2 separate regions of the Homo sapiens genome follow, and region 2 is linked to region 1. The links are chromatin loops, found by intact Hi-C in ENCODE. Cell type or tissue: GM12878. All regions are shown on one strand.

Region 1 (8,000 bases):
CCATCTGCTTTGATTACTTTGGCTGAAATCACTGCCAGACTCTGATAGACTAGCTCACCACGGTATTTCCTTTTCCAGTTCAGAAAATGCACTAATTTTAATTAACCTACTCTTTCAGTCACCTATTTCCTAATTTATTCATGCTATAAATATGATTTATTCTACAAGTTAGGTATTTCAGAAAGCATTGCCTTGATTATTAAATGTAATACTACTAAGTCTGTCTCCTGCATATTATGATTTTTAATTGATTGCACATTATTTTTTAAATTTTATTTCATCAAAAATAAAATCATTCCTTTTGAATATATAAAATCAGCTCACAACTAGTTATCTCTGCCTGCAAGTGCTTTTCATCTATGGCATTAGCTAGTTACCTAAGTGGCTCTGGATCACTTGATACATTCCATTTTAAAACTTTAATCATGTTTTTAGACAATATCCTAAAATACGGATATTTCCAACAAATTTTATTTTCTAGATTTAGGAAATGCTGTGACAGTGTTCTTTAACATACTACCCATATCAAAAGAGATAAGATTTTTATGCATGGCTTTTCTTTTCTACAGACAATAGCTTTTTAAATAATAATCTGGAAATTTACCCTGCTGACTGCCTTAGTCATAAGGTATATTATTGGCATAATATATTTTTCAGAAGAGGCATTCAATTAGTTTTTAGATTAAAAAAATGTTAAGGGAAATAATAAATGACCATGCCAATCCTTTCTATTTTCAAATAGCTGTATTGTGATTTGGGACAGTTCTGTGGACTCATAGTTAAAAGTTCCCATTTCTTTCTTTCTAGCTACACCTACATGCACACACACATACAAACATTCATATGCAAACACACATATAAACACACACAAATACAACAATATATATTCAGAGATAGCTCTTTCCCACTCTATGTATGCATGTGTGTATACAAGCATATATGCATACACATGAAAAACTAAAACTGAATTTGATAGAAGCATGAATATACATTATTGAACAAAGGAGACAGGATGGTGGAATTAAAAGGGTTTCATCTCAGTGCTTTCCTAAGTATAAAATGCATATATTTATAATTTTTACTTATCGCAGGGTAAACATAAAACTGATTCATTAAAACATGATCTTTTTTAAGAATTCAAAGGACATAGAATGTTGTGAAATCTAGTATTTTTACTTAAGTGCCTTTTTTCTTTCTAATTCCACCTCCCAATCTCTTATTTTATAAACCAGTTGATACTTAAGTGGTTACTCGGCAGATGATATATCACTTACACATTTTCTATGTAGTAAACATTCATGTGTATATATATATATAATTTTATATTATATAAAATATAATTTTATATTATATAAAAATATTTTTATATAATATATATTATATTATATAAAAATATATATATTATATATATATATATATATATATAAATTCATCCAACTACTTTGTTGGAATGATTCCTATGGATTGAAACTGCCAGGGCAAAGAATATGCAAAATCTATATTTTGACTAAATTTCTCATGACAGGAGTAAATTTTCCCAGTATTTGAGAATTCCTCATTTCCTACAGCCATACAAACATTAGGTATCAATATTTGTAAGCATTGATAATATAATTTATAATGAAATTGCCTTTTATCTATTAACATTAGGCTATATCATCTTTACATAACCTTATAAGTCATTTGTGCTATTTCATTTTCCTCTTTTTCTTTTTCATTTCCCTTGTAAAGTTAATCTCTTTGTTACTAAGAGCTCATTTATGATTAAGGATGTTAACATTTTGTCAAGCATTTTAAATATTATGTTTCTCCCATTATTTTACTGTGGTGTTTTATTTTTTGGCTGTACAGAAATTATATATTGAAATATAATCGTGTTCTGTTCTTTAAAAACATGAATATACTTCAAATGGTAATCGATGGATTAAAGTCTTGCATTTTAAATATTATAAGCCACATTCAATGATTTGTTTGATTAATCAGACAATGTTCTTTGGCTTTATCACTTCTCTTTCTCTCGCTCTGCACAGCATATTTGTTCTGCATTTGCACTGCCTCTTAAGATATCAGTTGTAAAGTTACATTCCAACTCTACAGGCACACAGAATGAGAGAAGTAGAGCCTACACAACTGCAATGACTGTAATTTTATAATTTTGGCTGTCATGATCCTGTCTTGAAACCATAATTAATGCAATAGATTTGTTAGTTTCTCTCAGGGGTAAAAAGAAAGATCTAATTGAAACCTTGTAAAGCAGCTTCATAAGTGAAATGGAAAGGGTATTTGCCTTTTATCTCCCAGCCCCACCTTGACATAGTCACAGATTATTAATGTTTCATAAAAATGTTGTAAATCTTTATGTTAGTATCACTACAACTGGTGAATTTAGGTCAGTAACGACAACTGCATCTTTAATTGCTAATGTTTAATAGCATTTCATTTCTGGAATCGCAAGCTATAGATTCTGAAAATGACTCTACAGTTGGTCATAGCCATTTTATAATTCTCAAGAAGTTTTGCACCAGCATATATAAATTTAAGACAAAAGAAATATTTCATATTCTAATAAAGTAGCAAGTTGATTCATAAAAAATAGCAGTGACATCTAGATAAAATAATAAGCACACTCCTCCTTCTCCCACACTGACTGGTATCACCCTTTGAACACTGTGAATACGGCATGTTGAAATCTTAGTTTTAGATACGAAAAATACTATCTTCTCCTTTTCCTCTTCCTCCTTTTCCTCTTCTTCCTCATTTCCTTGTTCCTCCTCTTCTCCTGATGCTGCTGCAAAATAGGACAACCTGAATTCTGAGCTATGCTTATATTGTCTAATTGAAAAAGTATTACCTGTTATCGGCTGACTTATGGCACTGATTTAAATCTCTCATCATCAAATAATTCCATGAAGTTACTCTAGGATGTATTTACTCAACAAATATTTACTGAACACCTACTATGTGCCTAACTTTAATATTCATGATGACTAGGCTTAGTATATGAGACAGACTTAGCTTTTCTCTTTATGGAGCTTATCTTCATAATCACAGTTTAAAAAAAAGTTGACTGATAAGTATTTGGTTATTAACTTATAGCTTAACCTCAAAGGGACTAAGTGTCCAGTGCCAGTATATCAAGTGACTATTAAGGATATTATTGGTGCTACTAATTATAAATTGGGAATTATCAACCTATCAAATAATGAAGTTGTATAGGCACAATATAAATCCACCATATGATAGCAATGACAAAAATTAGGCCTACAGCCTAATCAGAATTCAGAGACATGAATTCAGAGATGACAAGTAAGTTACAAAAAGAGGTGACCAAGACTCCAAGTACCAAATTCTGTTGTTCCAGTATCTCATCCTCAGCTCACAGCTATGACTTCATATGGAATTCCTTATGTCCAGCCTGTGGACGTAAATCTGGCCCAGATTTATGAAGAGGCTAGTTACTATAAACCAATGTATTGATACCAGCCAAAAATAGAAATGGCTTCAGAAAACAGCATTGAGGGAAAATCTTACTAATGGACAGAATTTTGAACAAAGCTTTAGGTTATCACTTTGACGTAGAAGAAGACGCTTGCACTGAGGGTATTAATAAATTTTGGGGCAGAGATGAAAGACCTAGTTTCTTCGTCAAGAACCAGCTGGGTGCGGTGGCTCATGCCTGTAATCCCAGCACTTTGGGAGGCCGAGGTGGACAGATCACAAGGTCAGGAGATCGGGACCATCCTGGCCAACATGGTGAAACCCCGTCTCTACTAAAAATACAAAAAAATTAGCTGGGCGTGGTGGCACATGCCCGTAGTCCCAGCTACTTGGGAGGCTGAGGTAGGAGAATCACTTGAACCCAGGAGGCAGAGGTTGCTGTGAACTGAGATTGCACCACTGCACTCCAGCCTTATGAGAGAATGAGACTCAGTCAAAAAGAAAAAAAAAAACAGTACAGAGTAAGACTGGAAGAGCAGACATTTGAAGAAAAGTATGCAGATTTTACTATGAGAAAGTAAATAAAATGTGAGGATTTTTGTGTCTCATGGCGGTGCCCACCAACATTCATCACAGAGAAAGCACAGACAACTAGGTTAGAAAGACTCATCTAACAGTGGCTAGCCACCCTTTGACTTCAGCCACTCCAGTGCTTGCATATAATCCCACAATTGTAGTTGCCAGCATTGGAGAAAGTCAGGCCACAAGTGGGACCTTCACTATGGGCTCCTTCTCACTAAGCGGCCAGTGCTGCTACTGAATGTGTGACCAGTCAGAAATTTAGACCAACACTGACCCCTTGATATGACACTGGTTATTAATTTATTGTCTGTAAACTCCTAGTTCACCTTTCTTTGACCTGATCTGTGATACTGGCCCTTAATCCCGTGAACATTTCTCCTTTGCCAGCTGGTGCAATGTTAAGCTTTGTCAACAGGGGGCAATGGAAGGACATTGAAAGGTTATAGTAAGAGGAAGGGGCTTCTCTCCTTGGTACTGGTGTACTTTTGTTTTCCTGTGATGTAGCTACTAGGAAATTAGTGTGCCAGAGACCTAGTGGCAAACACTCTGTAGTAATTTTTTGACCACCCCACACGACTTTTCTACCCAACAATCCAAGCCCACATGTTCCAGCAAACTTCTTCCCCACTGATCTTTTGCATATTTTTGGGGTAGCAACACTCTTTCTAATAAGATCTGATTCTCAGGCTGGGGGATGGTGTCTCTTCTAAGTTCTTATTCCTTCCTTGTTCTTGCTCTCTCAGTCTTACATGTACAACACTCTTTCACTCCTGTTAGTAGTTAATAATACCTTACATTAATTTTTCTTGTTTAAATTGTTGCTATGATTTCTATGTCCTGACTGGATCCAGATTAATACGCATGCCATCCCCTCAAGGAAACCAACCAGGTACTTTTTGGCTAATTGACTACAACTAGCTGCCTTCCATGGTGGCAGAACAATGATTCATCTTTACTGAGATTCTTGCATTTTCTAGATGAAGGTTGTGTTTCTATTTTTCAGTGTCTTGGACAATAACACTCTCTGAAGGCAGTCAGAGAAAAAATACACATGACAAGTTAGGCAAGGAAGACTTTATTCAACACTATTGCAATAGATGAAAGAGATTGGACTCAACTCTAGTAAAACAAAAGACAGGAGAGTTTTTAAGCACTGTGGTGAGCTGGTGGAAAGTACTAGACATTTTAGTGGGAAAGTGGGTCAGTATGATCAGCCCCTCTGTGTTTGCTAATTGGTGATTAGTTTACTGAAGTTAGGTTCCAACCCTCCCACAGAGACTAGGAGATTGGAGCACTATCTTCTTTGATGATTGTATTTCAAAAGGATGACTCCCAGGACCTCAAAGTCCTGGACTGTAAACCTTGCAAGAGGCTGGAGAAAATTTACATCTGTTTTCCAATGTAAATTTTCTAAGAAAAGAAAGGTGAGGAGTCTGTGGTCAGGAAAAAACCTAACTGTCAAAAGTTTAGTCAAGTTTTGATCAGGGTTCACAGAATAACTGATTTATTGTCATTGGATCCCATACCATGTCACCTTGGATCAAAGAGCTCCTTTTACAGAAAAGGAAGTGAGCACGGGATCCTCCAGTCCCCCCATATCCCTCATCACTTAGAAGCTGCTAGACTAATAGAATATTAAAATGGCCTCTTAAATGTATAGCAGAATACCAGCTTGTAGTTGATGCCATTCGTTGAGTTCTGTGATTCAAGATGTGGAGTCTAGTTGAAGCCATGGCCATTACATGATTTTATAGGCCTGATAAATAGAATAAATAGATCTTGGAAACAGTGGTTCTTCTCATCACACTTCCAGGGATCCACATAAGGAATTTGTACTTCCTGTAACTATAACTTTAAGCTCTGCTGGAGGGGGTCCTGGTATCCAGGGGGAATTCCAATAAATAGATGACATAGTAAAAGTTCCACAAAACCTAATTGTTGGACTGCTGCCTAATTATCTGACGCTTCTCCTGCCAAAAGACCAGCAAGCAAAACAAACAAAGTTACTATATTAGCAAGAATAATAGAACTTGATTATCATCAAGAGCTAGGAATGCTACTACCTGATGGGGTTAAGAAGAATTATGTCTAAACTTTAAGATAGTCCTTGGGGAATCTCCTGGTGTTACTGTCATGCGCGTCCATGTGAAGAGAGTCCACCAAACAGGCTTTGTGTGAGCAACAAGGCTGTTTATTTCACCTGGGCGCAGGTGGGCTGAGTCCAAAAAAGGAGTCAGCAAAGGGTGGTGGGATTATCATTAGTTCTTATAGATTTGGGATAGGCGTACAAAGTACATTCTCAAGGGTGGGGAAAATATTACAAAGTACCTTCTTAAGGGCAGGGGAGAATATATCGTATCAGTTAGGGTGGGGCAGGAACAAATCACAATGGTGGAATGTCATCAGTTAAGGCTATTTTCACTTCTTTTGTGGATCTTCAGTTGCTTCAGGCCATCTGGATGTATACGTGCATGTCACAGGGGATACGATGGCTTAGCTTAGACTCAGAGGCCTGACAGTTACCATGTTGAGTGATATCTGTTAATGGGTAATTATAGAAAGCATGGCCTTACAAGGGCATGCTATTCTTTCTTTCTTAAGTTACCATGTTGAGTGATATCTGTTAATGGGTAATTATAGCAAGGATGGCCTTATAAGGATATGCTATCCAGTGGCACAGACTTCTGAATGATTAAATTCTATATTTATCTACTGGATAGGCAACCCATAACAGTGAGAGGGCTGGTTGAGAATGAAGGGAATGTAAAATTGGAGAAAGAGGTGGAGAAATACTAAATATAAATTTCAGCTTCAGAATCAATGAAGCAGTGCTGACTATAGTCCCACCTCTTCTATTGTGTTTTTTTCAGTGAAACACTGACCAACTGCCACATGAAGAAACAGTGATAGATTAAACTTAATACCAGACAAGCGGGGATCTGGTTAGGGCAAGGAGTAAACTGTAGCAGAAGCTCTTGGTGCCCCATCCATATCTCTACAGCCCTTATCATTTAAGTGCATAATAATTAGTAATTACTTTGGAGGGCAGGTACAGATAAAAAGGCATAATGAGGGCTTTTGGTGGGTTGAAAATGTTCTCTTTTTAGATCCAGGTATTGGTTGCACAGGGGTGTTCAGTTTGTGAAAATTTAATAAACTTATGTGCATGTGTGTGTCTGTACAAAATTAAGGAAAGCAGAATGGAGTTAAAATCAGAAATATTGTTCTAGAAGTTATCAGGTTTAACCAGGTTTTACAAACAGCCAATTTTGTTATTTAAATAATCAAAATATTTCCTTTAACATTTATCATGATTTCAACTGAAATACTTTATTACAGCCAGGAAACTGATTTCTATTGTATCATTATTTCTTAGGTAGTTCTGTTGTATTTAAAACTCTAATGTCCATACAATAGCGTCAGAATGCTTTTTTTTAAAACTCAGTTAAAATGCATGCCAGGCTTGACAGGTTATGATTCAAAACATTAAATGTATCCTTCAAATTAATTTCTGTGATATTACTTTGAAATGCTTTAAAACTGGCTTTCGACTTTTTAATTTCATTACATAAATCAAAACAGTCAATATTTCTTGGATACTTACATTCTCATTATATCCCCTTTCTTCTTCCTTCTTCTTTGGACTATTTTTTTTAATTCAGAAAAAAAAAAATCTTATCTTTATACCTTAACATCAGATGGTAAACCATTTTATTTAATATTCAGCCTGGTTAGAGATTTGAATGGCTATAATAGTTGGGGAGAGGTGGTAATAGTAGAGACTGGAAGATGCCTTTTTTCAGTTTAATATCAAGGTCATGTTGTTATTATCAAACTTGGTTGCATAAGGCAATTTTTTATGTTCATAAACTCTATTTTGATAAATCGATCCACTCATTCAACATTTATAGAAACAAAACTATTACAACCAAATAGGTGGATCCTGCTCTCAGAGAACTCATTGTCTAGCTACATTTTGG
Region 2 (8,000 bases), 730 kb after region 1:
CACTTAGAATAATGATCTACAACTCCATATATATGAGAGATATATATATATATTATATATAATCTCATATATATAATAGCATATATATGTACATATAATAGCATATTTTCTTTATCCTCTCATTGATTAATTGGCATTCGGGCTGGTTCCATATTTTTGCAATTGTGAATTATACTGCTATAAACATGCATGTGCAAGTGTCTTTTTCATATAATGACTTCTTTTCCTCTGGGAACCCAGTAGTGGGATTGCTAGGTTAAATAGTAGATCCACTTTTAGTTCTGTAAGGAATCTCCATACTGTTTTCCATAGTAGTTGCACTAGTTTATATTCCCACTGGCAATGTAAAAGTGTTCCCTTTTCACCACATCCAACATCTATTTATGATTTTTTAATCATGGCCATTCTTGTAGGGGTACAGTGGTATCACATTATGGTTTTGATTTGCATTTCCCTGATCATTAGTGATACTGAACATTTTTAAATATGTTTATTGGCCATTTGTATATCTTTTGAAAATTGCCTATTCATGGCCAGGCACGGTGGCTTATGCCTGTAATCCCAGCACTTTGGCAGGCCAAGGCAGGTGGATTACCTGAGGTCAGGAGTTCAAGACCAGCCTGGCCAATGTGGTGAAACCCCGTCTCTACTAAAAATACAAAAGTTAGTCAGGCATGATGGTGGGCACCAGTAATCCCAGCTACTCAAGACGCTGAGGCAGGAGAATTGCTTGAACCCGGTAGGCAGAGGTTGCGATGAGCCGAGATCATGCCATTGCACTCCGTCCAGACTGGGCGACAAGAGTGAAACTCCATCTCAAAAAAAAAAAAAAATTGTCTATTCATGTCCTTTGCCCACTTTTTGATGTTATTATTTGTTTTTTCCTTGCTGATTGGTTTGAGTACCTTATATATTCTAGGTATTAGTCCTTTGTTGACTGCATAGTTTTTGAGTATTTTCTTCTACTCTGTGGGTTGTCTGTTAACTCTGCTGATTATTTATTTTGCTGTGAGTTTAATTAGTCCCATGTATTTAACTTCATTTTTGTTGCATTTGTTTTTGGGTTCTTGATCATGAACTCTTTGCCTAAGCCAATGTCCAGAGGAGTTTTTCCAATGTTGTCTTCTAGAATTTTTACAGTTTCAGGCCTTAAATTTAAGTCTTTGATCCATCTTGAATTGATTTTTGTATAAGGTGAGAGAGGAGGATCCAGTTTCATTCTTGTATATGTGGTTTGCCAATTATCCCAGCACCACTTGCTGAATAGGGTGTCCTTTCCCCCACTTTGTTTTTGTTTGCTTTGTCGAAGATCAGTTGGCTGTAAATATTTGGCTTTATTTCTAGATTCTCTATTCTGTTCCATTGGTCTACATGCATATATTTATACCAGTACCATGCTGTTTTGGTAACTATAGCTTCATAGTATAGTTTGAAGTCAGTTAATATGATGCCTCCAGATTTGTTCTTGTTGCTTAGTCTTGCTTTGGCTATGTGGCCTCTTTTAGGGTTCCATATGAATTTTAGGATTGTTTTTCCAGTTCTGTGAAGAATGATGGTATTTTGATGGGAAATGCACTGAATTTGTAGATTGCTTTTGGGAGTATGGTCATTTTCACAATGTTGATTCTACCCATCCATAGACATAGGATATGTTTCCATTTGTTTGTGTTGTCTATAATTTCTTTCAGCAGTGTTTTGTAGTATTCCTTGTAGAGGCCTTTTACTCCCTTGGTTAGGTATATTCTTAAGTATTTAAATTTTTTTGCAACTATTGTAAAAGGGGTTGTGTTATTTGATTCTCAGATTGGTCGCTGTTGGTGTATAGCAGAGCTACTGATTTGTGTACATTGATTTTGTATCCTCAAACTTTACTGAATTCATTTATCTGATCTAGGAGCTTTTTGGCTAAGTCTTTAGGGTTTTCTAGGTAGACAATCATATCATCAGCAAAAAGTGACAGTTTGACTTCCCCTTTACTAATTTGGATGCCCTGTATTTATTTATCTTGTCTGATTGCTCTGGCTAGGACTTCCAGTACTATGTTGAATAGAAGTGATTAAAGTGGGCATGCTTGTCTTGTTCCAGTTCTCAAGGGAAATGCTTTCAACTTTTCCCCAGCATAATGCTGGCTGTGGATTTGTCATAGATGGCTTTTAATACCTTAAGGTATATTCCTTATAATGTCTGATGATCTGTCACTGTCTCCCATCATCCCCAGAAGGGACCATCTAATAGCCAGAAAACAAGCTCAGGGCTTCCACTGATTCTACATTATGTTGACTTATATAACTATTACATTATATATTATAATGTAATAATAATATAAAGTACACAATAAATGTAATGCACTCGAATCATCCTGAAACCACACCCCAATCTACCCTGGTCCACGGAAAAACTGTCTTCCACAAAACTGGTTCCTGGTACCAAAAAGGTTGTGCACTGCTGCACTAAACCATCCTTAGAGTAAAGAATTATAATTATTCCACGGTAGAAATGAAAAAGCAGAAGTTGCATGGCTCTCCCAAAGTCACATGGTTAATAAATGATACACTAGAATTTGGATTTGCTGATCTTCATCTGACTCTTCAATTTTATCAGCTGATATTGTCATTGTTACAAAGCAAAAATCGATGTAATTTTCCTACAACCGTATAGTTTTGTTCATAAACATTAAGTGAAAGCAGCCCGCTGAGAGTTTTGCTAGGCAAGGGGTGCAAAGGTGAACAGGACACATTAAACTCATGTGCTCATACACACACAGATACACATACAGACACGCAAAGCATTTGCCTAAATTAACATTTTAAAATTAACAGAATTAACCCAAGGATTAGGTTTGAAGATTCCATCCATTAATTTTACATAGCCTTAATCTAAGCAAAATGTATCAATCTAAGCAGAGTCCTACAATGTATGCATAAAACTGCCATATCTGGGTAACTTAAGGGAAAATTCTATTGTTGGTTTCCCTGTATACAATTAAACCATTTGAAAAGTAGTTGTTTCACACACACATTCTTTTTACTTATATATTTTTATTTTCCTAAAGGCTATGTTGAGATTAGGCAGAGCATCCTAATGTGTGGTCTATGGCTACGCCAGCACTAAAATCACTTTTGACTTTTAACCTTTTCAAGTTTTGCTGAATTCAATATTTCAATCAAACCCTGAGAAAATCAGGGTTCCACAAATGCCAGCCCTTCCTCTAGAATTATACTGGAAAATAAACTTTTAAATATGTTTAAACTGTTTTAAAATTTGTATATACCAACCAATATATTAGTATGCAACTTCATAAACACTTTGAACATGTATAAATGGCTGTTTCAATTTTTCATCTCAGCTTAATATGTCATGTTTATATGGTAACATGCATCAGCTCCTAAAATGAGGTGACAATTCTATGAGTTATTGAAGCTCTCAGGGTCATTTACATTTCTGCAACTGAGACTATTAGGGAATCCCTAGTCTTATAACATCTACTATTCTCATATTACCCTCAGATAATTCAATAATAAAATGATTTAAATTGTGCACCAAAGAACTCAATCTCCAAGGAAAAGATTTTCATTCCAATAAATGCATTCTAAAGAACATTGAGTAAACGAAAATAGATTTAGAGAATTTGGGCTTTTGAAATATCACTGCATTGATTTTCTTCACATTTCCTAGTTACAAAAATAATCTTTAGGTAGAAGAAAATTGTCAAGGTATGAGAAATTGAGGGAGAATTTGGTATCTGAGATTGGATTCGACCTGAGATCTAACCCCAAATGTTCTGACCTTACTCAGTTTCTTTCTATGTAACATTTGGATAAATATCCACCATAGGATTTTTATGAGAATTTGTGAGATTTTTACTAGAACGTAAGAAAATTAAATAATATAAACAGATATATTAAATGAACATAATAACCATAATAAATACAAAATTTATAACATCCTAAGAGACACCATGAAGGATTTTGAAAAGCCATAAATATGGCACTTTATAGCTTGAAGCTGGATAGGGCCAGATAGCCTTGTATCTACAAATGGGGTTTTTGTCTATTCAACTGGTTATTATCCTCAACTCTAATCTTACCAATTTCTCCAAGTCTCTCATACCTGGCCTAGCTACAATCATGACTTGATCTCTCTTTCTCTTTCTTCCCATGACTCCTGATAACCTTTCGTGCCACAACTCACCCTTCCCCCCGCCGCTACTTCCAACATAGCCAAGGGATGCTTCTCTCACTTGGCCTTGTGCAAGCTCACTTGGAAAGCCCTCTGCTGCCCCCGTCAGTCATCGTGAGGCAGCGCCCACAGACTCAAGCTTCTCTCCTGTCCAATAAACAATGAAAATTTGGTTTCTACTGGGTTGTATTAAAAGGAAATTTAATCTGAACTTTACAACAGCAGAGATAAAGAAAACATATTGTGTTATGTTAATTTTTATGGGTTGCCTGTGCAATATCATCCTGAAGTATGTTTCTAAGGCATTACAGGGAGTGACAGAGAACCTCCTAATTCATCCAAACTCTTTACAAAGCTGGCAAGCCCGTTTGATGAATTCCAACAACAGATTCTAGGATGGTCTTGTGGCTAAGTAAGATGATAGTAAGGTGGGGCACTGAGAAGCCTGTTGAGTTTGCAGCTCAGTCCTCTACAAACAAAACAGACAGAAAGAGAAAATGAGAAAGAGGGAGAAATAAGAGCAAAGTAGTGATTAAGAATTTTGAAGTCAAACAGACCTGACTTTGCTCTCCCTGATAACTGCAACTTTGGACAAGATACTTACACTTTCCAAACCGGAGTTTCTTCTAGAAAATGGTAATAACTACCTCATAGCATTATTGTGAGTATTAAATTAGATTATGCATTGCATGACCTTCAGTAAAGTGCCAGAACATAGCACTATCATTACTTTAAACGGTTTTCAGAAGTTTTTATCTGGCTTTTATGGAATGTGACGGATGGCAGAAATAATACAAATTTATAATTATATTAAAGCCTATCAAGATGCTACTATATTTAGAAGCTATATCTGTACAAAGAACAAATCAACACGAAATATGTTTTAAGAAATTACAACCTTATGTATTCTGTTTGAATTGTAAACTTATTATTCATTTAAAACACTTGCTAAGGTAATTAAAAGCCCTAAGTATAACAAACAGTATGATCTTTTTACTGTGATCATATCAAAGTTTCTGGCTTCTTTACAAAGAAAAAGAACCAATTTGAGACAGATGTTTTGTGTGAGTGTTTATTATGTTTACATATATCTTAGTTATAAAGCAACAAAGCCAGGAAACCACTGTGAATAAGCAGGATGGCGGCGGAGTTTATAGACCTAATGTAGTAATTAGAGCCACACTAACAGATTTGAGAGAGGAATTTGTTGTAGTTATGTGCTGTAAATGATTTTCCATCATACTTCTATCTCTTTATGTCAGGTTCACTCATCCTTTCACCATATCCATGCCAGATGATTTTTTTTTTTTTTGAGACAGAGTCTTGCTTTGAGACAGAATACAGTGGTGCCATCTCGGCTCACTGCAACCTCTGCCTCCCAGGTTCAAGCTATTTCTCCTGCCTCAGCCTCCCGAGTAGCTGGAACTACAGGCCCACCATGCCCAGCTAACTTTTGTATTTTTAGTAGAGATGGGGTTTCACCATATAGGCCAGGCTGGTCTCAAACTCCTGACCTAGTGATCCACCTGCCTCGGCCTCCCAAAGTGCAGATTATTTTTTTTTTTAAGTTTCAAGGGGAGGGCCATCTACACCCAGTATATCTCTCAGGATATTCACAGTGTTGCTTTTCTCCACTCTCTCCTTGTTTCCAGCTTCCACACTCGATTTCTCACCGAGATTTGAATCCCAGTCACTGAACTCCCTTGTATCTCTTTCTCATGACTTTCCTTTTACCATTTGGACTTTAACTTTTCTACCTGATTATTGACTTAGTTTAAACCCCAGGATTCCAGGCCCTCGGACTCCCACCTTCCACTCAAAGTCAGACTGGTCCAGCCCTTCTTCTTATATTACAGGAATCTAGATAAAAATACAGTAAACCCAAGAGAACAGTACTAAACATCATATGATAGACACACATTTTTTAATTGCAAGTTACTCCTATGCTATCATTATTTCTTATATCAGGACATTTGTAAATTTACAGCAAATACAGTATCACAGGGAATATGCACAAGTTTAAGATGAATCCCCTTCCTGAGAGGTGATTAGATATAAACAAAGAAGTTGAAAAATGTATACAATATTGAAATCTGACTTCAGTTCACTTGAGGACTTCTAATCTGGCCAAATTCATGCTCTAGTCTGAACAAAAGGCAAAATATTCTTTAAAAATTATTTTCACAATGTCGTATGTCAGGAAATGAAGGAAAGTGATCCCTGAAAAAACAGAAAGCAAATAAGGTGATCCCTATATAATTACTCAGCTTATGTTCTTAAAAGGTTTTAAATTATGGTGCAGGTAGAAGAAACCTAAGCAAAGCACAATGAACCATCTGACTTGAGGAAATGGAGCTAAAAGTCTGTGAAGGTGGCTACAGTTCTTAAGACAACGCACAAGAAAGGAGAAAACTGGACAGAGGAGGAACTCCTAACATTTGGAAAGAGACCTCCTCAGCGTTCAGCTGAGTAATGATCAGCAAATGCATTGAGGCTAAGGAAAGAAGCCCCCAAAAGGATTAGTGGTTAACTGCGCCCAACATTCACGCAAGACAGGCATAGAATAATGCCTGTTCCCACTGGGGAAAATAAATATCCTCATGACCCACTTAGCATTGGGTAGATTATACAGAAGGATCTTGCCTCAGTAGGGAGAAATAATTCTCCTTAGACTGAGCACTTCTGTACTTCCACCTAGCAAATCTTAAAGGTAAAAATCTAAAGAAGCCAAATTTTTCTGAGTAACTTAAATGCATTCCAGAACAAAGGCCAATAGTTATCTAAATAAAAAAGAACACAAAAGCAAAGAAGTTAAAATTCACAACATTTGAAATCCAATAACAAATTACTAGACAAACAGATGAGAAGGAAAATACAACTTATAATAAAGAAAGAATACAATCAATCAAAATTGACTCGGAATAAAAGCAGATGTCAGAAGTAGAGGACAAGGACATTAAAATAGATGTTACCACTATATAATCATACCTTCAAAAATTAAAGTATAGAGAGGAGGATACATTTTTTGAGAGACCTAAATCAAACTTTTAGAGATGAAAGTATAATGTGTGAGTTGGAAAAAGACCTGATAAAGAGCAGTTTAGACACTGCAAAAAAAATTAATGAACTTGAATACATAGCAAGAGAACTCTCCAAAATGAAAAGATCAAAAAGAGTTTTTTTAAAAAAATGAACAGAACATCATGAAATGTGGAACAATATCAAGCAGCCCAATCATGTGTAACTGCAATCACTGGGTTGGGAGAGAATGGAGGTGGCATAAAAGAATATCTGAAAAAATCATAGTCAAAATTTTTCAAAATTTGATCAAAACTAAACTTGTATATGCAAGAAGCCAAACAAACCCCAAACACTAGCAACTGAAGAAAATAGGCCATGGCACATCTTTTCAAATGGCTCAAAATCAATGATAAAGAGAACATATTAAAAGTAGCCAGAGGAAAAAGTCATATCACATACAAAGAAATAAAAATGAGGATTATGGCTTATTTCTTGTCAGAGACAATGCAAACTAAAAGACAGAACAACATCTATCAATCTAAAATTCTGTGCCCTGGAAAAACACCTTTCGAAAATGAAGATGAGCCAAGCAAGCTGGCTGCACCTGTAATCGCAGCTACTTGAGAGACTTGAGGCAGTATAATCACTTGAGGACAGGAGCTTGAGCCCAGCCTGAGCAACATAGCAAGACCTGTCTCTAAAAATATAAATAAACAAAGATGAAGATGAAACAAAGGCTTTGGTAGATATACAAAAACTGAAAGAACTTATCACCAGATCTATACGACAATAAATGTCAA

Evidence for each region. Peaks named below come from ENCODE experiments on the same cell type or tissue, not always from the same donor. Only the 100,000 strongest peaks of a DNase experiment are listed, where the experiment ranks them.
Region 2: it touches region 1 in a loop (11-fold over the local background); 2 of 110 quality-filtered maps call a loop at or near these places.

What each region holds. Positions count from the first base shown.
Region 1 is chr2:34,735,311-34,743,310 of GRCh38, reverse strand. LOC105374458 (a long non-coding RNA gene) reads left to right here and starts at 5,844. Exons shown (of 6, transcript XR_007086277.1): 1 at 5,844-6,194. It overlaps LOC124907752 (a long non-coding RNA gene), which reads right to left. Exons shown (of 2, transcript XR_007086279.1): 2 at 5,080-5,990. In GM12878, a CTCF peak has its summit at 4,433 (motif pointing right); a DNase peak (open chromatin) is centred at 6,560.
Region 2 is chr2:34,009,188-34,017,187 of GRCh38, reverse strand. All of the region lies in intron 4 of LINC01317 (long intergenic non-protein coding RNA 1317), which reads right to left. Among named protein-coding and RNA genes, the nearest start is that of LINC01318, 54 kb to the left of the region's middle. In GM12878, a CTCF peak has its summit at 4,276; no DNase peak of the experiment used is centred here.